Linked DNA regions of Homo sapiens: regions 1, 2, 3, 4 and 6 are each linked to region 5. A link is a loop called in an ENCODE intact Hi-C map of the cell type or tissue named here. Cell type or tissue: PC-9. All regions are shown on one strand.

Region 1 (4,000 bases), 120 kb before region 5:
TCCCACTGCCGGCACATTTGAAAGGACAACTCTGTGCCTGGCGCAGTTATGCTTTAACTGGTCCCCAAAGATAAGAGCTGCGATACGGCCTGTGAGCTCCCAGGGTCCGAGCAGAGGTCGCAGGAAGAAATATCAACAAAGCCTCAGCGGGGCCTCTCAGGAAACTCAGTTCCTGCTTCTTCTCCGAGACCCTCACTTTAATTGAAATTAAAATATTTATTTTTGTTAATTACTACAGGAAAACTGGAATGAATTTTGAAATACAGCACTGAGGTTAAAAGGGGATTTGAAAAGCCAGCCTGGAACTTCCACTTACAAAAAAGAAGGCTCTGCTCCACATGGCTGTCGGGGCTTATTCTGGCAGGGTACCCCAGAGTGAGGGGCGGGGGCTGTGTTTGACCTTGAAGGGCTGGGTGTTCCCAGGGGCTGCCGCACCCCACGAGTCTTGGGAGGAGTTCAGAGTGAGAGGCGGGAACTGGATTGTTTGTGTTCTATTTTGTAAATCTCCTGTGGAAGAGCTCATGGAGCAGTGACTTAGGAAGGAAGTGGAGGAGGGGAGGACGAGAAGGCCGCGTGGTTCTGGTGGAGTGGAGGGCTTTCCTATCAACACTATTCTGTTGTTGCTGTTGTTCAGAAGTATTTATTTAAAGCAAGATCAGAAAGAGGCTTAAGGTTCATCATCTTCAAAATAACCCACCTCTACCAGAACCATGCTGAGACCAAGACCACCATCACCCTTCCCCTGGGGGCTGGGGCTCACCTCTCACCTCCACTTTGGGCTGGTCCTGAGGCAGGCAAGGCCAGACACTCTTGGCCACAGCTAGGGAGAAGGTGAGGGGCCCCGCAGGGCTTTCTCAGGCCTCATCTTCCAGGATCCCCCTGTACAAATGATGGTGTTCTCCCCTCAACCTTTTAGCCCTTGGGGTGCTGGTGGGGAGGGCAGCCCCACCCCAGAGACCCACCTGCAACTGGTAGAGGTAAGGGATGGGGTTCAGGGGGGCTCTGAAACTACGGATCTGATGAAGTTTTTAAGCAGAGTGGTCACCAGGAGAAGCCTCCGCTCCTGTCTCTGGACTCCAGATCTCAGAGCATCTGTGGCCTTGAGCTCCCTAAAAAATGGAAGAGTCTGTTCCTCAGGCCAGCTTGCCACCTTCCCAGGCAGGCATAGAGTAAGTGCTAGACCTCGGAAGAGGCAGGAAAGTGTCAGAATGTCCTATTCCTAGACAGAAGTGGTGCAGCACGGGCACCCTGCTGCTCAGGGAGGGAGGGCTGCTGGGACCCCTGTCCTGAGAGTCATGCTCTGAGCTGGGGCATCCATGCAGGCTGAGAGGCTGCACCATGGAACCAGGCCACCTGGATCAAATCCTGAGATCTTGGCAAGTGACGTAAACACCGCATGCCTTTGTTTCCCCATATGTAGAATGGATTAATCAGAGGGTGGAATGAGTTTATGTAGAGATAGCACCCATGGAGAGTCCCGGGTAGGTGCTCATGATTGTCACCATTTCCTCCAAATGCCAAATCTATTCTCTCTTCTCCATTCCTTTTGCAGCGACCTTGAATTTGGCCACCATCTTGCCTTTGTGATGAGGCTCCATGTGCTTGGCCCTGAGGGGTCCACCCCTCCTCCCCAGTGTCCCTTATCTGGTGGTTTCCTCCCTGTCCTCAGCATCTCCCAGTCAGAGTCACTTCCCCACCCTCAAGTGCCTTCACGCCCTGTCCGCAGCCAACTCTCACCCACAGAGGCCTCCTGGACAGGGAAAGGACCTGTCACGCTGTTTGGTCTGCAGGACTCACGGCTCTGGAGGGTGAGGGGCCATCTGGCTTGTTCACTGCTATCTTCCCAGAGCCAGGGGGCTTGGCTGACAGACCCATTCCATTCAAACTTGGAGCTCACCCTCCCTGTGCCTTGCATGGTGGCCTCACTATAGCTGCGCCTCCTGCTCTGACCTGCTTCCCTTCCTGCTCTGTATTTGTTGGCAAACTTGGGGAGATAAGAAATTTTGTCTTACTTCTATATGTATTTCATGTGATGCTTAACACTAGCAGGTAAATGCTTAAGAAATAACTAGTCAAAATGTCTAAAGATGATGAATGTGCTTCAACAGCACTGTGAGCTTTGTCTTTTTAGTGATATACTAAAGTGATCATTAGGTTAAGTTTAGCTGCGACCCTTTGTGGAATACGCAAGAACAAATAAAAAAAATAACTCACATAACTGAAATCTCTGGTCCTTGGACCTAGGAATCCACAAAGCTGTGTGATGTGAACGTGCTGGGTAAGTCATCCTCTCTGGCCCAGTGCAGACGGGATCAGGAGGTGCAGGGCTGAGTCACCACCCTGGGGCCACAGTTAGTCAGCAGGGGTAGGCTCTGCCGAGTCCTCATCTGAGGATGGGAAAGCCATGAGGGGAGGGAGCAAACCTGGATGACGAAGGCCGGAGCCCTCTGGGACCTGCCTTGCAGTTGCATTGGAAGCAATGTAGAGCAAGCCAGGGTCTCTTCTCCATGACAGCCTATCTCCACCAACACACTGTGGCCCTTCCTCAGTGCTCCACCCAGTGTCACTTTCACTCTCTCACAGTCCTGCTTGTGTGCTATGACACGCACACAGCACGATCTGTCAGCGTGGTTTTCGTGACCTGGCACCTAGGAATAGGCCTGAGTGGCCTGGAATGTGCTGGCACCACCAGCTTGGAGTCTCCTTCCCTGTCTCCCGGTGTGGACGGGATAGCCCGGCCCACTCAGCTCATCTTCCTCTCCCTCCCATTAGCAGCTCACAGGCACTGGGGCTTCTTGTCAGTAGCAGAGCCGTGAAAGCACCTAGGGCTTTTTAAAATGGACTTGGACCAAATTAAGTAGCCCACGTACTTGTAAAAAGGAGCCTTTGACGTTTTCTTTGATGTTCATCTGCATTAAATTTTACCTCATAGATGGAACTAAGTGTAGTTTGGTGCTTATACAGTTGTGGTCAGAGAGTGCCATGTGTAAGCCAGTTTCATTCTGAGAACCCTGCCCCACCGCTACCGTGCGTTGTTCACCAGGCCTGGCCTCAGGACTGTAAACTGATATTGTTTGCTGTACTACAGAACCACATCAGTGTCTGCCTGAACACTCAATTCTGTGAGACTGTAATCTGCATTAGGTGATGAGAAAGCTCTGTTGTCCAAATAGTTTGGAAGAATGTGAGATGAGTTGCAGTCTGAATGGCAGGACTCTGCAGTCCTGGGCATGGGAGGCTCCACGGGGAGAGGGTGGCACAGGAGCAGGGCTTTCCAAACGGCACGGATGACGGGATCTTTGGATGACTGTGCCGTGTGATTTATTCTGGGATTTACTAGCTGGCTTGTAAATCCCAGGAAGAGTAGACAGGCTTTCTTAAGTCTAACTTAATCCCAGTGCATGAAAGCCACTGTGAGCTCCTGTGTGGGGAATTTAGGAGGCACCTGCTCTTTCTGGCTAGTAAGCAAGTGGTGTCTCCGCAAGCTCCTGAGATGGTTTTGCATATGGAGAACAAAATCCATTTTCCTTGTAGATGGCAAGGGATGTCTCTCTCATGGTCTACTGGTCTCATATGGATTCCTCCCAAGACACCTCTGTTTTTTTTCCTTTTTCCTTTTGTCTAGTTGATATAATTTTATGTAATCTCTTTGGCAGTTTAGTCAGGACAATGAAACTTGCATAACAGTGGCCAGCTCTCCCATCAACATTTAGAAGAAAACTTACCTAGATAGTTTGTGCCTTTGTGAGTCAACACAGGACATTTATAAGCCAATAAATCCCATTTTGAGGATGCCAGGAGTTTAGTTTCTGGTCAGCCACTAAGTGTTTCTGGGTAGTTTTACTTCAAACGTTTAAAAAGAAAATTTTTTAATACTCAGATACATTGTAAGTAACCCAAGAGCAAATTTCTATTGTCACAATTTGGGGAATCACTGTTTTCATTTCCCTCCAGGGACAGCTGTTCCATCATTGCAACTATTCAAATACAGAGGAATGAG
Region 2 (4,000 bases), 190 kb after region 5:
TAATCACTGAAGTGGTCTTTCTAAATGTGGAATTTACTGTATCACTTCTCTACTTATAAACTGCTGTGGCTCTTGATTAGTCATAAGTTAAAGAGCAACTTCTAAGTATGTCATTCAAAGTCATTCACAAGCAAGGCCTAACCTATTTCCAGCCTCATCTCCTGACCCCACCTCCCCCAACACCTGGGCTTCACCATATCCCACAGTTATGCTTTAGTGCCCAGCCTTCCCTGAATCTCCACACCCCCCATGTCAGTTCCGTGGCCCTGTGCTCTCTGGGCCTGGGCTCTGACCTCTCTTCCTCAACTACAGACTATCTATCGCTGAAGATCCTCTAAGGTTCTGCTCAAATGTTACCTCTCAGCCGGGCAGTCCCTCTCACCCCCAAGGAAGAGTAAATTGCTCCATCTCTTAGCCTCCCTTGAAACATTGCATTTCTACTAGCGGGGTGTACACATCACATAACATTGTTGAAATGTGTGAGTTGTCCGTACTATGATTTGTCTATCTCCTGGTATCTCCTAGAAGGAATTTTTGTTTCTCGCTCGCAGGGTGTAAATTTGTTTTTATATAAAAGTTGTGACCAAGTATCTTAATAGCATTTATTGAATATTACCAGACAGAGTTATTCAATCATTGTTCTCTCATTTATTAGGTCTATAATTTGGGTAAATTTCTTTATTTTTCTGAGTATCATGCTTACTCATCTCTATAAATAGAAATGCCAAGATAAATGGGCAAATGGGTGAATCTAGTGGGCCTGGGACTTGAGCAGAAATGACACTTTATGACTTCCAAGGCTAGGTCATAAAAAGTCAGAGTTTCCTCTTTTTCCTGTCTCTGAGGACACATGCCTTGGAAGCCCTTAGGTGACATATAAAAGATCAGCTACCCTGAAGCATGCTAGAGAGACCACATGGGGAGGCCACATAAAGATAGCGATATCCAAGAAGCCCTAGCTACTATAACCTGCAGCGGTTTGAATTTTCCAAGTATAACCCACCAAAAATATGAATGAGTGAGCCCTTAAGTTATTTCAGTTCTAACTTTTGAGTAACCCTAGTCGACATGGAATAAAGCAAGAGTGAACAGTCTCTTTGGCAGAAGTTCTGCCAAATTGCAGATTCATGAGCAGAATGAACATTGTCATAGAGCACTAAGTGTTGTGATTTTTAATACAATCCTCCAAAATTATTATTGCATATGTGTTTTATAATTGAGAGCAATTAATATGCTTCTTTAATTTTGAAATTCTTAGTTTAAAATTATATGATACTGGTAGACAATTTCCAGAATTTTGGCATAATAACCTACATGTACCCTCTCCCTAGTGAAACAACCTAATTGGTGAAACTGAGAAAAGAAACCCAAACATTTTAAATCTTTGGAACTTGTTCTATGGGCATACAGCATAAAAAGAAACATTTATTTAAGAAAATCTACCAAATTTTGCTAAGAACAGTGAAATTTGAGCTACTTCCTGTTCTTTCTTTCCCCATCCAGCTCAGCAAAATGACAGCTCTACTCTGCATAGATGCAGGCAAGATCAAAGCTCTTTCCCATCGGCCAAGAACATAGGCCTTGTATGACTGTTCCAAATAAAGTCAGTCCCTTAAGTATCTCCATGAGAAGTATCTCTATGAGAAGGGCAAGCTACCAGCTCAGTGCTACAGAGACTCTGTTTGAGGCAAGAACAATGAGAGGTCTGGGGCTTCCTTTCTCCACCCAGCTCCCACTCATACCCCAGGTATGGCAGGCCAAGAATACTGGGGCCCTAACTGCCCTCACCTGTAGCTTAGAAAGCCAAAGGTTCCTCACAAAAGGAGGCAAGTTGAGAAGACCAGAGGCTGCTGCCTCAATCCAGTGCCCTGCTTGCGAAGCAGGGGTGCCACTCAGAGAAGTAAGCCACTATCCTGGTCCCTACCTCCAGAGCAGCGACACAACGGTTTTGCCCAACTAGATACGTTGGTCCTAAGAGGAGAAAGCTCGAAAGCTCCACTTAAGGAACTGACTTTATTTGGAACAGAAAGTAAGGGAAATTCGAGCCTAAGGGCTTTCTGGGAAACAGTGGAGGTAAGCAGTGATTGTAAGTAATTAAGAGAGGGCTGGTAGTTCCATGACAGGAGCAAGCTGCACTACAAACAAGGTGGAACTTTGGCAGAGAAAACCAGGAAACAGACAGCTAAAAAGAGCCCTCCTGTGGTTGGAACAAACCTCAACAGTGGCCTCAAAGATAGGAAGCAATTTAGGCCCAAGGGCATCATCAAAAACAATGGAATAATCAGCTAGCAATTGATGGAAGCTATAATAATAGCTAGATATAATACTGAGACAAGCAGACAGCTTAACAGAATGACTGGGAAGGAGAAAGTCAAAAACAGCCCTGCTAAATTCACCATTATCCCTGGTGACTATGCACATGGCCAAGGCCACATCCTCTGAAGAGTGACTGAGAAATTGCACAGTACAAAAATATAGACTTTCTTAAATAGTTCAACAAGGTCACTAAACACATAAAAAAAAAAACAACAACTCTACTGGGGCGTGTGTGTGTGTGTGTGTGTGTGTGTGTGTGTGACTATTCACTGTTGCTACAATAGTGTATCTAAAATGATATTTTTAACAAAAAATCACAAGATTTGCAAAAGCAAAAAAGGAAATCAATCTATATACAAGAAAAAAAGCAGGCAACACCAACTGCCTTTGAGAGAGTTCTGTTTTAAAATTTAGCAGACAAAGACCTCAAAGAAGCTATTATAAATGTGCTCAAAGGGGCTGGGCATGGTGGCTCGTGCCTGTAATCCCAGTACTTTGGGAGGCCAAGGCAGGCGGATCATAAGGTCAGGAGTTTGAGATCAGTCTGGCCAAAATGGTGAAACCCCATCTCTACTAAAAATACAAAAATATTAGCCAGGCGTGGTGGCACATACCTGTAATCCCAGCTACTTGGGAGGCTGAGGCAGGAGAATTGCTTGAACCCAGGAGGCAGAGGTTGCAGTGAGCCGAGATCATGCCACTTCACTCCAGCCTGGGCAACAGAGCAAGACTCCATCTCAACAACAACAACAACAACAACAAAAATGTGCTAAAAGAACTAAGGTAAAAAAGGCAAAGGGGTAAAGGGAAAGGAAAAGGTAAAATAAAAATGAAAAGGTAGAGGGCATAATGACAATGTCTTATCACTGTGAAATAGAAAATATCATTTCTGTATCTCACAAGAATAAAGTTAGTATAAATCCCAAGGATATTCTGACAAGTTAAGATGTATGTGGTAAGCCCAGCATACATAAAATAATTAAATATATAATAAAAAGGAACTAAAAGTTGCATAAGTTCATTAAAGGAAATAAAAGTCACACTAGAAAAATATTTACTTAATGCAAAAAAGCGATAAATGAGAAAAAGTAGAATAAAAATGACACGAGAAATATAGAAAAAAGAAAGATAAAATGTAAGATATAAATACAGTTTTATCAATAATAAAAATAAATGTGAAAGGATTAATTATGCTGATCAAAAGCATAGATTGACAGTCCAGATATAGAAAGATCTGTCTTAGTTCATATGGGATACTATTACAAAATACCATAGACTGGGTGGCTTATAAACAACAGAAATTTCTCACAATTTTGGAGGCTTGATAGTCCAGGATGAAGCTGCCAGGAGATAGAGTGTCTGGTGATGGCTTGCTTCTTTATAGACAGCTGTCTTCTCATCATAACCTCATGTGATGGAAGGGAGAAGGAGTCTTTCTTCAGCCTCTTTATAAAAGAGTACTAATCCCATTTATGATGGCTTTACCCATGTAACATAATCACCTCCAAAAGACCCCAATTACTAATACTACCACCTTGGGAGTTAGGATTTCAACATAAGAATTCGTGGGGGGACAAAAACATTCAGATTATAGCAAAATCCACCTTTATGTTCACTACAGGAAATGCACTTCAGATTCAAAGATGCAATTAGGTTTAATTAATAACAATTTCATTTATTAATA
Region 3 (4,000 bases), 230 kb after region 5:
GGCGCGGCGGTTCAAGCCTGTAATCCCAGCACTTTGGGAGGCCGAGGTGGGCGGATCACGAGGTCGGGAGACCAAGACCATCCTGGTTAACACGGTGAAACCGGTGAGCCGAGATCGCACCACTGCGCTCCAGCCTGGGCGACAGAGTGAGACTCTGTCTCAAAAAAAAAAAAAAAAAAAAAAAGGAATCCTGGGCTAGGAAGCCTGCAGAGTCAGAATCCTAGGGCAGGAGGCCGGCCCTGTAGAAACGGGTGGGAGCCGGCCACCCGGGATGAGACAGGGTCAGCCAGGAGCCAGGCCCCAACCATTTAGCTGCCGTCCAGGCACCCTCCGGAAGCTTCCCTGCGCCTGCTTTGAACCCATGGTTGCCAAGCGCGGTTACTCATGCCTGTAGTCCCAGCACTTTGGGAGGCCGAGGCAGGCGGATCACGAGGTCAGGAGTTCGAGACCAGCCTGGCCAACATAGCGAAACCCCATCTCAACTAAAAATACAAAAATTAGCTGGGCGTGGTGGCAGGCGCCTGTAATCCCAGCTACTCAGGAGGCTGAGGCAGGAGAATCGCTTGAACCCGGGAGGCGAAGGTTGCACTGAGCCGAGATCGCGCCATTGCACTCCAGCCTGGGGACAGAGCAAGACTCCGTCTCAAAACAAACACAAACAAAGACAAACAAACAAAAAAGAACTCATGGCTGAGAAATGCCGGCCGGATCTCAGCTCCTCTCGGCCCGCGTGTCCAGAAATCGACACGGATTCTAATCAGGGGTTGAGAGACATGAAGAGCCCACCCCCCTCCATCCCACCTGCCGCCAGCACCAGCCCGCACCGCTCTAGGAGCCGCCACCGCTGCGGCCACCGCTGCGGCTTCCCTCGCATGGCCGCAGGGCCTGGAACCAGTGCGCGCCTCGGATGCAGGCTTCGCGAAGATTCGGCAGCCGCAGGGCCGGGCGCCTGGCCACCAGCCTGCACTGCTCCTGCTGTGTTGTGCCAGCCTCAAGCCAGATTTACGTTGCTTCTGGAAAAGAAACGCGTCATTACTCATCCAGGCTCGGAAACAAGCGGCACTTCAGCCTCGTCGCCGTCCCCTGGCTGCACAGGGCGGGCGACTTGGGCCGGCGAGGCCAGGGCTGGACACGGTTCGGGATGAACGCTCCCTGACCCACGTCTGGCCTGCTGCCCACTCAGCCCTGCATTATGGAAGAGTCACTCAGCGTCGCTGCACGCCTCGGTGCCCCTATTCACAAACCTGCAGCCCAGTCCTGGGCTTCCTCCCCCAGATGGAGCAGGCAGGGCTCCAGGACCAGTCCTGTGTGAACCCCAGGCCAGCGAGGTGCAGTCCTGGCCCTCTTAGGAGGAGAATCCTTAGGATCACCTTCCTCTACTCTGCGCTTCTATTGAAAAACCGCATTGCAAGAGGGAAGTGGTGGGGCAGGGAATGGGGAGGCTTTTCTACTTTGTTTGAAATGGCATTACAGCTTCTCTGATTTTAAGAGTAATACATTATCATCGCAAAAAACTCAAGGCAAAAATAATTTCTGTGATATCAACTTCTAGAGATAATTTCTACTAGTATTTTATTGTATTTTTGAGGTACATATTATGAAAAGAGAAAGAGGATAGGTGTATTTTAAAACCAACAATGATTTAATCTTTTTAATGATGTTTAAATGCTTTAATGCTATTTTGTTTACTTTATTTCCATCTGCTATAATCTTTTAACTACTGTTTTGTAAAAATACTCACTAAGATAACTCCTAACACCTTTTCTACTTTATATTTTTTGTGTATTTTTTCAGTGTTTGAAAGTTGTATGGTATATTTTAGAGGACGTGGAATAGATTTTTTAAAAGAATATGTATTGAATCAAATGGTGCACTTAATTCAGCCTAATGTCTTCAAGGTTTACCCATGTTGCAGAAATGTGTTAGAATTTCCTTCCGTGTAAAGGCTGAATAATATTCCATTATATGTGTATATCACATTTTCTTTTTATGGTAGTAAACATTTTATTTTTATTTATTTTTTAGTTGACAGAAAAATTGTTTGTATTTATTATGAACAACATGATGTTCTGAAGTACAGTAGTCTTCCCTTATCTGCAGTTTCCTTTCTGCGGTCTCAGTTACTTGTGGTCAACCATGGTCCAAAAGTGTTAGATGGAAAATTCCAGAAATTAAGAATCAGTTTTAAATTGTGTGCCATTCTCAGTAGTGTGATGAAATATCATACTGTCCCGTCCATCACACCCAGGATGTGAATCATCCCTTTGTCCGGCGTACCTGGGCTGTTATACACTACCTGCCCATTAGTCACTTAGCTGTCTTGGTGATCAGACTGACTGCCAAGTATAGTGTGTAAACCAAAAAGTATCTGAGAAAGGTCTCCATCAATTCAGAAGTTAATTTTGCCAAGGTTAAGGAAATGCCCGCAAGGGAGGTCTGTGCCTTGCTCCAAAGACGATTCTGAGGGCTTTGGTATTTAAAGGGGAAAGAGGGAAGTTGTGGTTACATGACTGAATCCATGTGTTGCAAGAGAAAAGGAGCAGGTAGGGGAATAGCCTATTATGTGTTCTTCTAGCTCTCAGTAAATCGGCGCTTCACTTAAGATAAGGTGAGGGTACAGTAGCTACCTGTGGAGATGTTTAACCTTTTATCTGTACTACTCTGCTTGGGAATAAAAGGAAAAGCAGCTTCTTGCATGACTCAGCTTTCAGCTTAATATTTTCTTTTAGCAGAGTGAAATTAGGTTCCTAAGTTTTGGTTTTCCTTTCGCAAGTATATGTAGGGTTTGGTACTATGCATGGTTTCAGGCATTTACTGAGGGTCTTGGAATGTATCCTCTTGGAATGGATAAGTAGGGACTACTGTATATATACATTGTGGAATGGCTAAATCTAGCTTGCATTATCTCACATAGTTGTCATTTTTGTGGTGGGAACACTTAACATCCTCATTCAATTTTTACACGCAGGTACTGAGTGTCTACCATGTACCAGATTCTGCTCTGATACTGGGGACAGAAGAGAGACAGGCCACACCCTGAACCCACGGAGCCAGGAGCGATGATGAATAAGAAAACAAACAAAAAAAATTGAGCAAGATGATTTCAAAGTGTGGCATTAGGTAGTAATAAACAAGATGATGAATGAGTAGGCAAGGGGTGGGAGAAGGTTATTCAGATAGGATGGTCTGGAAAGGTCTCTGTAGAGGTTGTGTTTGATCTAAGAGCTGAAGGATAAGAAAGACTCGGGGATAGAAGGGACTTGAAATATTACAAGAATGGAAGGGAGGCTAAACTGCTGAAATACCCGTGTGCATGTATGTGTACGTGTGTGTGTGCATGCATGTGTGTGCATGCATGTGTGTGTGTGGTGATGAAAGACAGATGAGGCTAGAGAGAGCCTTTTATTATTGCAAAATATTATGTTTGAAGAGTTTTAAGCTTACGAATGAGACAACCTGATTATTAGATTTAAAAAGATGGTCCTGGCTGCTTTATGAATTAACATTTGTGTAAAGTTTTACAGTTTACACAGTATTTTCCCATTCATAGTCTCATTTTATCCTCATTCCAGACTTTTGAAAAGGTCTTCCTCATTCCCCTTTATTTTTCATTTGTGATAAGAACACTTAACATGAGATTTACCTTCTTAACAGATTTCAAGTGTACAATACAGTATTGTTAACTGTAGGCATGACGCTGTACATCAGATCTCTATAACTTATTGATTTCACAAAACTGCAATTTTATATCCATTGGACTGTAACTTCCCCTTCTCCTCTCCCTCCAGCCCCTAGCAAACACCATTCTACTCTCTGCTTTTATGAAATTGACAGTTTTAGATTCCTTATGTAAGTGAAATCATGCAGTATTTACCTTTCTGTGACTGACTTAGCATAATGTCCTCAAAGTTCATCCATGTTTTCACATGTTGCGGAATGTCCTTCTTTTCTAAGGCTGAATAGTATTCCACTGAATGTATACACCAAACTTTCTTGATTC
Region 4 (4,000 bases), 99 kb after region 5:
TGGGAACTATAGTCATCATGTTGTACAATGGATCTCCTGACCTTACTCCCCGTGTCTAACTGAAATTTGTATCTTTTGACCAACACCTCCCCAGCCTCTCCCTGCAGCCTCTGGTCACCTCCGTTCTGCTCTCCATGCACGTGAATCCACCCTTGCTACATCCCGCGTGTAAGTGAGATGATGCTGTCATTAGTTTTAGGACTGTGTCAAGTATGGGAGCGTGGGTGCTGCAAGAGGTAAGATCTCCCAGTGACTCCCAGTCATGAGACTATACAAATCATTAAACATATATGAAAAATACCTATCAAAAGGAAAAACAAATAACTTGGAAAATATTTTTGGCTTATACAGGAAAATGTATTTGTTATTCAAACCAATGAGAATTGAATGAGAGCTTCAAGTTTAAGTACAGAAAATTTGCATAGTAGGAAATATTTTTAATATGCAAACATCAAATGATGATTAACATTGTGATGTGTGAATGAAATTATATTTAGAAGACTGATAAGATACCTTTTACGATTAATGAGGTGTCAGCAGTGAAGGAGGTGTCCCCCTGTGACATACCTGACGTAATGAATGCAGTGTTACTGAAGCCACGTTTGCAGCATCTGTCCTGTGAAAACTGACAGAAAAACATACTGACAAGTAAAAATACCTTTGATCAGGATCCTACTACTGTGACTTTATCTAAAAGTAAGAAGATGATCATTGTGTATTTACATATAATAGCAAATTATTGGCATCAACCTTAATATTCTACCATAAGATAAAAATGGAAATAAATTTTAAAATGCAGAACTTAAAATAATAACTGTGGAGTTTATGCAACATAAAACATATTCAAAGTTAGCATAAATACAAAAACAAAATATATACTTATTTTCTATGTCAAGGTTATAACTATAGAGGTGATGTTCTTTTTTCTGCAACAGAAAAGTGGAAATAGTTTGGCATTTGGGGATAGCAGCATCAATGTAATTGAGCAACAATTAAGCAAACACTAATTTTAAAATGTACTATTGTTACTAAATGTTGCATAGTCAACATGGCAATACTTTCATTCCTTGTGATTAGTAGCGGTTGTATTTCAAGGCTTTGCAATTGTCAGTCCCTGTCTCTCAACCCCAACCCCAAATGGCCACCGGCAGTTTCAGCCCTTTCGAGCCTGCAGCAGAAACACCTGGGCTGTACTGACAGCTTCCAGAGTGAAATGAAGACCGCATGTGGTGCTTTGCCACAGGCCTGGGAATCGAGCTGGGCAGTGCTTGTAGGAACACTGGGCCGGCTTCCTTTCTCCCCACCACCAAGTATGGCCAGGTTATTTGACTGGCCTGCCAGGTGCTAGGTCTTGGTTCACACTTGCAGTCCTCTCCCTGTATAAGCTTCTGCTAGATTCTTCTGTGTTTAAAAGAATGTATTATTCCTCAGAAGGTTCATAAGAGCCTCCCTTTTCTGGGCTGAGAATGCCCACAGGATATCAAGAACCACCACTGCTCCCTTCTCTTCCACTTGGGAGCAAATTCCTTGGCTACCAAGACCATGGCAGTCTACTGTGTCACATCTGTTGGATGTATTTAGACTTCGGGAAATCATTGACCTGGTCATAAGTAGACCCAATGACTGCTCTATCCACTGTCTCTAAAAAAACCCTGAACTAGATACCATGGCTTATCCTGGGTCATTTATTTATTTCCTTGTTAGCCTTCAGTCTGAATAATCCTTACTTATGGATGTTCACCACGTGACCTGAGGTGGAGGATGGTGGCCTGAGAACATGAGGTGGCCCAACATGTTCAAGCAATGGGATCGAGTTGTTTTGTTCTTGTTTGCTAAGATACGTGTGGGGAACTCTGGATACATAGTTGGAATAGTTGGCATCCCTACAGTTTGGAATGTTTGTGTCTCACGCATTCCAAGGACATGCTCAGGTGTGCAATTGCCCGGGCTGTCGCAATACAGAGAAATGGGCCATTCAGCTTGAGTCAGAATAATCATAAACAATGCAAAGTACAAACTTCTCATAAACTTGAATGTGTCTCTAGACTTCGCACGTAGCTATTGAAGGTGAAACCCTCCTCCTCCAAAAAACAAATGGACTAAATCAAGGTTATAGAAGAATGAGCATAAAGGCACTTTATAACAGGGCTATGTTGGAATGTCACTTGGAATTCAGGCACTTGTCTGAAACTTGGCATCTTAGAATTGGAAGAGAAAGACTGTGAAAGGAATATTTAATTTGCTCCATTCCAAAACTTGACATCCAAACACTATTTAAAGAAACAGTTTTGATAATCTGTAAACTTGACATTTTGAACAGTCTTGTTCATTAAACCCCTTCTCTTTTCAGCCATGTTTATGAATCTCAAAAGCAGCACATAAACCTTCACTTACTGACATTTATTGATGTTTCATTTTAATTTAATACTTTTAATATAACAACTGCTGTTATGGTCCAGACACCAAGCTGAGCAATTTACGAGGTTTACCTCATTTAATCCTCATGACACCCCTATGACATGGTTACTATTTCTATGTGCATTATTCAGAATAGAGACTTACACAGGTTTGTTAACTTGCCTTCGTAAGTAAAAGCTTTAGTAAATTCTAAGACTTAATAAATTCCATAGCTCTCATGTAAACCCAGATGGCTTTATTTCAGAGTCAACCCACGTACTTAACACCACACTATGCGATGCGTGCCCAACACAAAGAAAACTCAAGTCAGATGTCAAAGCATCCTAGCATGATAGTTTATATGCTCTTCTCACAAGGGTGACCCTAGTGTCTTGATTCCACTCTGTCCCCTGACCTAGCTCTCATGGTTATGATTCCTTTTTCACCTGCCTTAGGTAGTGAAGGTGTTACCTAAAGGAGGGTGAGTGTGTGGCTCAGTGACATTGCTGAGATGTCACAGGCTTATTCTGAATAATGCACATAGAAATAGTAACCATGTCATAGGGGTGTCATGAGGATTAAATGAGGTAAACGTTGTAAATTGCTCAGTTTGGTGTCTGGACCATAACAGTATTTGTTATATTAAAAGTATTAATAACAAGCTTATTTTCCTGAACACATCTCACCCTGTTTTGTATCTATCTCAATGGGTAGAACATAACTATTGTGCCCAAGGAAGCTGTTCATGAAATAGAGGATGTAGTTAATACCATGGTTCCAAACCTTCTAAAGACAGGTAAACTTAGCTCCAGAACAGTTAAAGTCATTAGACTGTGGTTAGAATCAATTGTCATTCCTCCCTTCCCAAGAAAAGTATCCTATAATTACATTTAAATATAAGAAAAGGCTTTAACTAAGTTATTGCTGACTATATCTTATGTCCAATGAGATAATGAAAGAAAATGAAAACTTTTATTGTTTAAAATCGGTAACAGATTAATGGGTACAGAGTTTCTGCTTGGGGTATGGAAAGAATTTTGGAATGAGACAGTGGAGATGTAATTAATGCCACTGAATTTTACACTTAAAAATAGTTAAAATGGCAAATCTTATGTGATATATATTTTACCGTAAAGCTGTTTGTTTACTTCAAGGTGAGTATAGTCATCCTTCAGTATTTGTGGGGTATTGGTTTCAGTATCCTTTGCAGATATCAAAATCCACAGATGCTCAAGTTCCTGATATAAAATGGCATAGTATTCGCATATAACCTACACACATATACCTTTCTCCTCCATACACTTTAAATTATCTCTAGGTTATTTATAATACCAAATACTATGTAAGCACTATGTAAATAGTTGTTATACTGTATGTTTTATTTGTATTATTTTTGTTGTTGCATTGTTATTTATTTATTTTGAATATTTTCAATGTGGAGTCAATGAAATCCATGGATGAGGAACCCACAGATATAGAGGGTTGACTATAATCCAAGAAAGGGAGAGATGAGAAAATCACAGTGTCCTTTATAAACTGGTCTCTGAAGTTAGATATCATCACTATGTTTCATTCTATTAGTTACAAAGGAGTCAGTAAGTCC
Region 5 (4,000 bases):
AAAATCTCCTCTTTGTATTCTCTATTTTCAGAAAACAATTTCAACATCAAGCATGAAGTTTATGATGAATATAGGAAATAGAAGGATGGTGAGGATTGAGGATTTTGTCTGTGGGAAATTATTATTGTTCTGATATTTTAAAACAGAAGAGCCAAACCAAAACAACTGTTCTTTTGACTAAAAAGGTGATGAGAGATTTTTAGTGTCCCCACCACACATGCACACACACACACAGGCACACACATACACACCTGTGCACACACACACACGTATGCACACGCGTACATACATGTACACACATACACATATACACATACACACAGGCACACCTGTGCCCACAGACACACATATACACACATGCACACACACGTACACACGTACACACATACCCATATACATGCATACACACGTGCGCAGACACACATACACAGGAACACACACGTACACACATGTACACACACGTATACACAGAGACACACAGACACACACAGGCGCACACGTGCACACATACACACACATACACGCACATCCGCGCACACACAATGGCAACTATGGGTGGGTTGGATGTGTTAATTTCTTTGATTGTGGTAATGAGTATACAATGTACGTGCATATGAAATCATGTTCTACACCTTGAATATACACAATTTTTATTTGTCAATTAAATATTTTAAAATTTAAAAATATTTCCCCTCAGGAAAAAATTAATAAACAAAAGTAGCAGATTGGTTCCTTAGCAATGTGAATATACTTAACACTACTGAACCGTACACTTAAAAATGGTTACAGTAGTAAATCTTACGTGTATTTTACCATAATTCAAAACTTAAATGTTTTTAAAGTGAAAAAGAGGCAGCAATGGGGTTCTCACTTTAAGCTTCTCACCTCATTTACCAGTAGGTAACTTGTTGGGGCTTTCCCAGTCATTCTGCGTTGTCTATGCAGGCAACTATTTGCTTGAATGTCCGTTTTCCAACAGATGCCTTCCAACACGTGGAACACTCTGGAGTCATTTCCCCATGGGCTCCGGCTCTCCCTTCACACTGTGCTTCTGAATAGTCTTGAAAGCATTGCAGGAGACGACAGCACTTTCCTGCAGACACAACCACCTTGAGGGTTTCTTCTGACCTTTGCTCCTGAAATCCTTTGCTGACCTTTCTGACTTTTGCTCCTGCAGCTGTGCTCACGCAGGTGCAGCCCAATGGTTTTCTGAAACTGCGCCCTACCTCCCTCACCCTGACAGCAGTGCTGCAGGAGAGATGTCACTGTCCCACCAGGCAGGTGAGGAGCCGAGGATGCAGGACTGGCCTAGGTCACCTGGCCAGCCACTGCATGGTGGGGCTGAGGCATAAACCAATGGCAAGGACGCCTGCCTCCCAAGTGACCAGCTCAGCATCCAGTTCTGTAATTCCATGTCTCTGTGGATGCATGGTTTACTTTTACGTTTTGGAATATCTATATGAAATCATGGGTTTTTATGTAGCTGTATCATTGTCAAGCTTGAGAAATGCACACATCAAAGACTTTGTTCCCGTCTATCTCAGAGGAGGAGAAGCTAGGCAGCTGACCTCAGGGAGCAGCCAGAGGCTTGACCTGAGGAGCCTCTTGCTTACTTGTGAATCCACAGCACCCCTGGTGACAAAAGAGAACCTGCGTGAACCCCACCCCACCCCAGCACGGTGGAAGGAATTCAGCTGACTTTCACAATAGCAACCAAAGCTTTTGAACTGCCCTTTTTGTAACCAAGCAAACCAAACTCGACAGTGAAAAGAGATGCCTCTGTGATGTGCGAAAGATAATTCGTTACAGTGAGTTAGAAACTGATTTGCTTACAGAAATTTTGGTTTTATATTTGATTTACTTGTGTGCCGCAGGCTGACGGTAGCCCTGGCCGGAGGAATTCGAGGCTACAACCCAAGCTCCCTTGCCCTGTCGCCTCTGCTTGCACCAGCTCCCGGGGAACATTTCACACCAAATATTTCTTTGTATTTAAAAAAGGACTGTAAATGTCTGAAAATAATAGCTGGCACGACAGTGCCTCATTAGTTATCAAATGCCACACTATTATGACCACGGTATTAATTTTTTAGTTTTCACTTACTGGATTTTTTAAAAATGTAGGCTGTAGTTTTCAGAAATGTCAACTGCCAGAACACCCCCTGCTGACAGGGAAAGAGGCTTTGCAAACATGGGAGGAAAGGACGCAAGAGGGGAGTGCGGCTGTCCTGTGCAGGGGACTCTGTCACACACCACGAACGCCTCAGTCAGACACCTCCTCTGCATGGTACTTTCATCACGTAGTCACTGCGAGGAAAAACTGTGCTAGAAACAACATGCAGCTTTTTGGAAAAGTTTATCTTTGTCAGGATACATAATAGGGCCAGGCTTCAGGAGGCCTTCTCCAGGGTTCTAAAGGAAGGCAAGAGCGAAAGGAATGCAGCCGTAGAGAATAGTTTTGGAATGACAGAGGCCATATGACTCAGCTTCACTTGGCAAAAAAAAAAAAAAAAAAGCCACTTAGTCACTTACTATGTTGTCCCCTTCCCCTTGCCTTCAGCTCTGCCATGCATGTCAAAAGCATGTTAGTGAAGAGGGAAAGTAAAATGGCCACTTTTCTCTGGGGAAACACAGCCATGTCCCTAATTCCCCCAACACCTTCTGGGGACGCTTGAACTCATCGCTGGTTGAATTCACAGCCATAGCTAACATGTTTACAACATGATTCACTGTGTCATGATCTCAAGCCATTTCTTATTCCTTCTGCAACCAGAACCTTTTAATAAATACTCTTGAAAATGGGAAACTGGCTGTCAGTTTTTAGTGACTTTCCAGCTCTTGCTTTATATTTTTAATCTTAAAATAAAACTGATCTTTTTAAAGACACAAATGTGTTAGTAGCCACCCAGATACTTCTAGTGAGTAAATTACTCTTCTGGAATAACAAATTAGAGGCTTTTGAAAGTGCATTAACCCTTTAGACTCACCCTGCGCAGCTCACTTGTGCAGGGAGTTTCCACACAGCGCATGAGTCACCAGCAAAGCTTACTCCTCGTCCACCCCTCTCCTCCCTAGGGAGTAATTTCCTTAGAACATCTCAGTGTTTATGCATTAAAGGCCCAGAATGCAGCAGGAATCTCCAGTAACACTAAGAAATTCCAGAGTTGCACATCTGAGGAAGTGGGGAGGAATCTTCATCTGGCTCTCCCAGTATTAAGCGAGCAATCATCAAAAGTGTCACTTTTCAGATAACTTGAGTTGACTTCTGGAAGCTTCGAGAATGCTTTTTGAGATGCTTTTCAATACATGCCTCTAAAAAATTCACTATAGTGTGCCTTCTGATTTTATTATATTTGGTTTGTGGTATGGTGAGTGGCAGACCTCTTCCAGGAGGACGCAGTGTTGTCACCTTGACCAGGAAATGCAGGGACATGCCCATCTCTTGGGCTATTGGTATATGTGGCAGGTTATTTGCTAAAACAGAAATGATGGAGCCAGTAGGTTTGTGTCTACTTACCATTCTTTTATTCCCTGATTTTCCTTTGTTTTAGACTTTGAAATGGCAATTTCTAAAATTCAGAAGGCTAAGATCAATGAGAAAATCCATCCTTGTATTGTTAAGAAGCCTTTATCTTGTTATATAATGGTTTCACTATCTTTTCTTGGGGCTGTCATAATCCTTTGTGGAAATACAAGAGCTTCTGGTTTCTAATTAGGTTTAAACCGTATCTAAATTAAGAGTAAATGCGCACTGACTGAGAGTTTGAAGAACCAAAGAGAAAAAAGAAGTGCATAAATGTCAGTGGAATCACTTTACAATCTCTGTTTGGTTTGCATGAATGGGTGTTTGTGTGTGTATTTCAAAAGTGGGGAAAATGGACTCTGAAACAGTAAAGGATCCTTTCTGGATGTCTGGATACTAACATATTCTCCTTAACAAGGCAACACAAGCTGCTCTGAGAACAACAGCCAATTCTGGATAAGTGAAATTGCAATGAGTACT
Region 6 (4,000 bases), 130 kb after region 5:
AGAGAGTCCCTATCAGGTGCAAGTTTCTGTAAAGCTTTATATCTAGGTTCTTCACTCAGAACTGTATGAATTTCACTCATTTTATCTGAACTAGGTGTTGCATTAAGATCTAAATCATAAAAAAGTTCAGAATGCTCAAAAAGCATTTCTTGAAACTTTTCTTTGGATTTTCAACTATTTATCACTGATGCCTACCATATGCCTCTTTGCTATCAGCCTCAGTGATATACTTGAAGGCTTCATCCTCCATAACAAAGCACATAACTTCCTCCCATGGCTGTCCAGGTGAAATGACTTGAATTTTTTCCAAAGTCTTTTTGAATTTTTCCTTCATTTCTACCCTCCTCTTCTCGGATATTGGATGTTGTACATGGTTCTGACAGACTTTTTCAGCTTCTAAAGTGCTCAGGAGGTCAAATGGAATCTGCCTGTCATTAATTTTGTCTATATGGTCAGTTTCATCCCAAGGTGTTTTTTCTAGCACCACAAAACATAACTGGAAATCTATTCTCTTTTCCATTAACTTCAAAGCTTCTGACCAATTCAAATGTTCAATCTCTTCTAGACTTGGCAAGAGTGTTAAAAACTCTTCTTGGTAAAGTATTTATATACTCTTCTCTCCTTTTTCTTATAGGTTCCTGTTTAAGTTGTTGTATATGTTTTGAGAATGTATTTCTGGCCTTTCTTGTTCCCTCTAAGTTGATGTATTCTTCATAATCAGGATGATTTTTTAAATTTATTACTAACAGTTTTCCAAGTTGCATGATAATCTCTCACGGTCTGCACAAGTTTTCAAACTTATCTGTTGCTGTGACAAGTTGTCTCTGTGTTTTATAAGCATCCAAATAGGGAATAATTTTAGGCTTGCTACGAGTTTTATCCAACATTTGTACCAGTGCAGTGAAACACGTTTCAATGTTGACATTAAATCCTGCTGATGTTTCCACTACAAGAAGCTTCTTTTTGTTTGAAGCAAATGCCTGAACTTCTCTAAGATAATGATCCACGCATTCATCACATTTAGTTGCCGCTATTATTACAGGTATTTTTGATTTTGATAACTGGACAAAAAGGTTATTCACAAATTTAAGTTGATCATCAAATTTCCTATTGCATCCCTGACTTACATCAATGCATAATAAAAATCCATCTACATTGAGCTTCCCTTCAGGCATTTGCTTCTGTTCAAAGTCTTGTTCTAAGCCTAGTTGATCAGTGCAAATGTACATTAGTTTTTCTGCTGACTGCAATCTAGATGCAGCTGCACGTTTTATATATGGTTGCAAATTCATACTCCGATGAGGCAAGAATGTCTGGTCATCAATGAACTGTTAAATGACATGAATTTTGCATTCTACTCCAACTTCACCATTTTGTGTTATGTCACCCCAGTAGTACAAAAAGTGATCACTGTTTACGACTCGTCCTCCAAAGTCAATGGTGCTAAGCACAGAAGTATGCTCTGGATAATATTTATCTGCTTTTGAGCGTGCAAATCTATTGCACAAACAAGACTTTCCAACTCCACAGTTACCTTTGTCTTTTTCAGTCCCAGAGAGTCCAACTACACTGATAGTATAGGATGGGGGACAAGGCTCTTTGTTTTTTGCCATCATAACTCTCTTCTCATGCCTCTACATTCATAAATGTAGATATGAAACCAGATATGCTTCTCATTCTGAAAATAAAATCATCTGAAAATACAGATCCCAAGTTTCAGAACTGTATTTGGTTCTTTGTATTTCCCTCATTTCTGTGCAGAAACATCTTCAAGATCATAGAGATCATTTTCCTAACAACGTCGGTCTCCTCTGTCTCCTCCTCAACCACAGCGGCCCTGGCTGTGGCTGCGGCAGCAACATTCCTGGGTAGCGCTCCCGCCGCCGCCTCCTCCTCCACTCTCTGCTCGCCTCTCCCCCGGCGCGCTCACCGAGCGGCGCGTCCCTTCAGGCACCTCCCTCCGCCCTCCCCGACACACACGCCCGGAAACCCTGAGCCCCACGGCCCCCGCAGCCTGCTCACCCACCCTCCCTCCCTCTCTGCCACCAGCTGCGGCCCCGTCCCTCCCCGCTCTCCCAGCGCCAGCCGCAGCGCCAGGCTCAGTAATGGCGGCCACCCGGGCTCCCTCGCGCTGACCTAAGTTAATTTTTAATGTACAATTAAAGTATTATTGACTATAGTCACCCTGTTGAGCTATCAAATTCTGTCTTATTCATTCTAATTATATATATATGTATGTATGTATGTATGTATGTATGTATGTATGTATGTATGTATGTATATGTATGTTTTGTACCTATTAACCATCCTCACTTCCCTCCTTCACCCCCCCACTACCCTTCCTAGCCTCTGGTAATCATCCTTCTACTCTCTATCTGCATGAGTTCAATTGCTTTGATATTTAGCACCCACAAATAAATGAGAACATGCGAAATTTGACTTTCCAAGTCTGACTTATTTCACCTAACATAATGACCTCCAGTTCCACCTATGCCGTTGTAAATGACAAGATCTCATTCTTTTTATGTCTGCATAGTACCCCATTGCGTATATGTACCATATTTTCTTTATCCATTTGTCTGTTGATGGACACTTAGGTTGCTTTCAAATCTCAGCTATTGTGAACAGTGCTGCAATGAACACGGAAGTGCAGATATCTCTTCCATACACTGATTTCCTTTCTTTTGGGTATATACCAAGCAGTGAGATTGCTGGGTTATATGGTGGCTCTATTTTGAGTATTTTGAGGAACCTCCAAACTGTTCTCCACAGTGACTGTAATAATTTACATTCTCATCAACAGTGTATGAGGATTCCCTTTTTCCACATCCTCATGAGCATTTGTTATTGCCCATCTTTTGGATTAAAGCCATTTTAACTGGAGTGAGATGATATCTCATTGTGGTTTTGATTTGCATTTCTCTGTTGATCAATGATGTTCATCTCCTTTTCATGTGCCTGCTTCCATTTACATGTCTTCTTTTAAGGAATATCTGTTCAGATCTTTTGCCTATTTTTAAATCAGATTATTATTTTTTCCCTATGGGGTTGTTTGAGCTCCTTATATATTCTGGTTATAAACTCCTTGTCAGATGGGTAGTTTGCAAATATTTCCTCCCCTTCCGTGGGTTGTCTCTTCACTTTATTGACATTTCCTTTGCTGTGCAGAAGCTTTTAAACTTGATGTGATCCCATCTGTTCATTTTCGCTTTAGTTGTCTGTGCTTGTAGGATATTACTCAAGAAATTTTTGCCCAGGCCAATATCCTGGAGAATTTCTTCAATGTTTTCTTGAAGTAATTTCATAGTTTGAGGTCTTAGATTGAAGTCTTTCATCCATTTTGATTTGATTTTTTTGTATATGGTTAGAGATATGAGTCAAGTTTCATTCTTCTGCATTTGGATATCCAGTTTTCCCAGCACCATGTATTGAAGAGACTGTCCTTTCCCCATTGTATGTTCTTGGCACCGTTGTCAAAAATGAGTTCACTTGAGATGTGTGGATTTGTTTCTGGGTTATCTGTTCTGTTCCATTGATTCATGCTTCTGTTTTTATTCCAGTACCATGCTGTTTTGGTTACTGTAGCTTTGTAGTATAATTTGAAGTCAGGTGATGTGATTCCTCCAGTTTTCCTCTTTTTGCTTTGGCTATTCTGGATGTTTTGTGGTTCTATGTAAATTTTAAGATTGCTCTATTTCTGTGAAGAATGTCTGGTATTTTTATAGGGATGGCATTGAATTTGTAGATTGCTTTGAGTAGTATAGACATTTTAACAATGTTGATTCTTCCAATCCATGAACGTGAAATACTTTTACACTTTTTTGTGTCCTCTTCAATTTCTTTCATCAGTATTTTATAGTTTCATTGTAGAAATCTTTCACTTCTTTTTGATTCCTAGGTATTTAATTTTATTTGTGGTTATTGTAAATGGAGTTACTTTTTTGATTTCTTTTCCAGAATGTTCACTTTTGGAATATAGAAATGCTACTGATTTTTGCAT

Evidence for each region. Hi-C counts contacts between places; a loop is a spot of excess contacts. Peaks named below come from ENCODE experiments on the same cell type or tissue, not always from the same donor. Only the 100,000 strongest peaks of a DNase experiment are listed, where the experiment ranks them.
Region 1: it touches region 5 in a loop (5-fold over the local background); 5 of 110 quality-filtered maps call a loop at or near these places.
Region 2: it touches region 5 in a loop (9-fold over the local background); 4 of 110 quality-filtered maps call a loop at or near these places.
Region 3: it touches region 5 in a loop (7-fold over the local background); 4 of 110 quality-filtered maps call a loop at or near these places.
Region 4: a loop joins it to region 5, with 6 times the contacts of the local background. A loop is called at or near these places in 4 of 110 quality-filtered maps.
Region 6: a loop joins it to region 5, with 7 times the contacts of the local background. A loop is called at or near these places in 2 of 110 quality-filtered maps.

What each region holds. Positions count from the first base shown.
Region 1 is chr7:55,184,764-55,188,763 of GRCh38, reverse strand. All of the region lies in intron 20 of EGFR (epidermal growth factor receptor), which reads right to left. All of the region lies in intron 1 of EGFR-AS1 (EGFR antisense RNA 1), which reads left to right. Among named protein-coding and RNA genes, the nearest start is that of EGFR-AS1, 2.2 kb to the left of the region's middle. RefSeq lists an enhancer at 2,390-3,163. In PC-9, no CTCF peak of the experiment used is centred here; DNase peaks (open chromatin) are centred at 2,343 and 3,102; H3K27ac peaks cover 2,232 bases.
Region 2 is chr7:54,876,058-54,880,057 of GRCh38, reverse strand. No RefSeq gene overlaps it. Among named protein-coding and RNA genes, the nearest start is that of SEC61G-DT, 120 kb to the right of the region's middle. In PC-9, CTCF peaks have their summits at 1,982 and 2,184; a DNase peak (open chromatin) is centred at 2,167.
Region 3 is chr7:54,830,270-54,834,269 of GRCh38, reverse strand. No RefSeq gene overlaps it. Among named protein-coding and RNA genes, the nearest start is that of SEC61G-DT, 73 kb to the right of the region's middle. RefSeq lists an enhancer at 2,254-3,453. In PC-9, a CTCF peak has its summit at 2,499; DNase peaks (open chromatin) are centred at 2,349 and 3,059; H3K4me3 peaks cover 2,185 bases; H3K27ac peaks cover 3,616 bases.
Region 4 is chr7:54,965,454-54,969,453 of GRCh38, reverse strand. No RefSeq gene overlaps it. Among named protein-coding and RNA genes, the nearest start is that of EGFR, 52 kb to the left of the region's middle. In PC-9, no CTCF peak of the experiment used is centred here; DNase peaks (open chromatin) are centred at 29 and 1,853; H3K4me3 peaks cover 1,477 bases; H3K27ac peaks cover 3,516 bases.
Region 5 is chr7:55,064,343-55,068,342 of GRCh38, reverse strand. All of the region lies in intron 1 of EGFR (epidermal growth factor receptor), which reads right to left. Among named protein-coding and RNA genes, the nearest start is that of EGFR, 47 kb to the right of the region's middle. RefSeq lists an enhancer at 855-1,431. In PC-9, a CTCF peak has its summit at 1,628; DNase peaks (open chromatin) are centred at 1,682, 2,482 and 3,072; H3K4me3 peaks cover 2,618 bases; H3K27ac peaks cover 3,327 bases.
Region 6 is chr7:54,931,315-54,935,314 of GRCh38, reverse strand. It overlaps the pseudogene LOC643168. Among named protein-coding and RNA genes, the nearest start is that of EGFR, 86 kb to the left of the region's middle. In PC-9, no CTCF peak of the experiment used is centred here; a DNase peak (open chromatin) is centred at 1,934; H3K4me3 peaks cover 1,800 bases.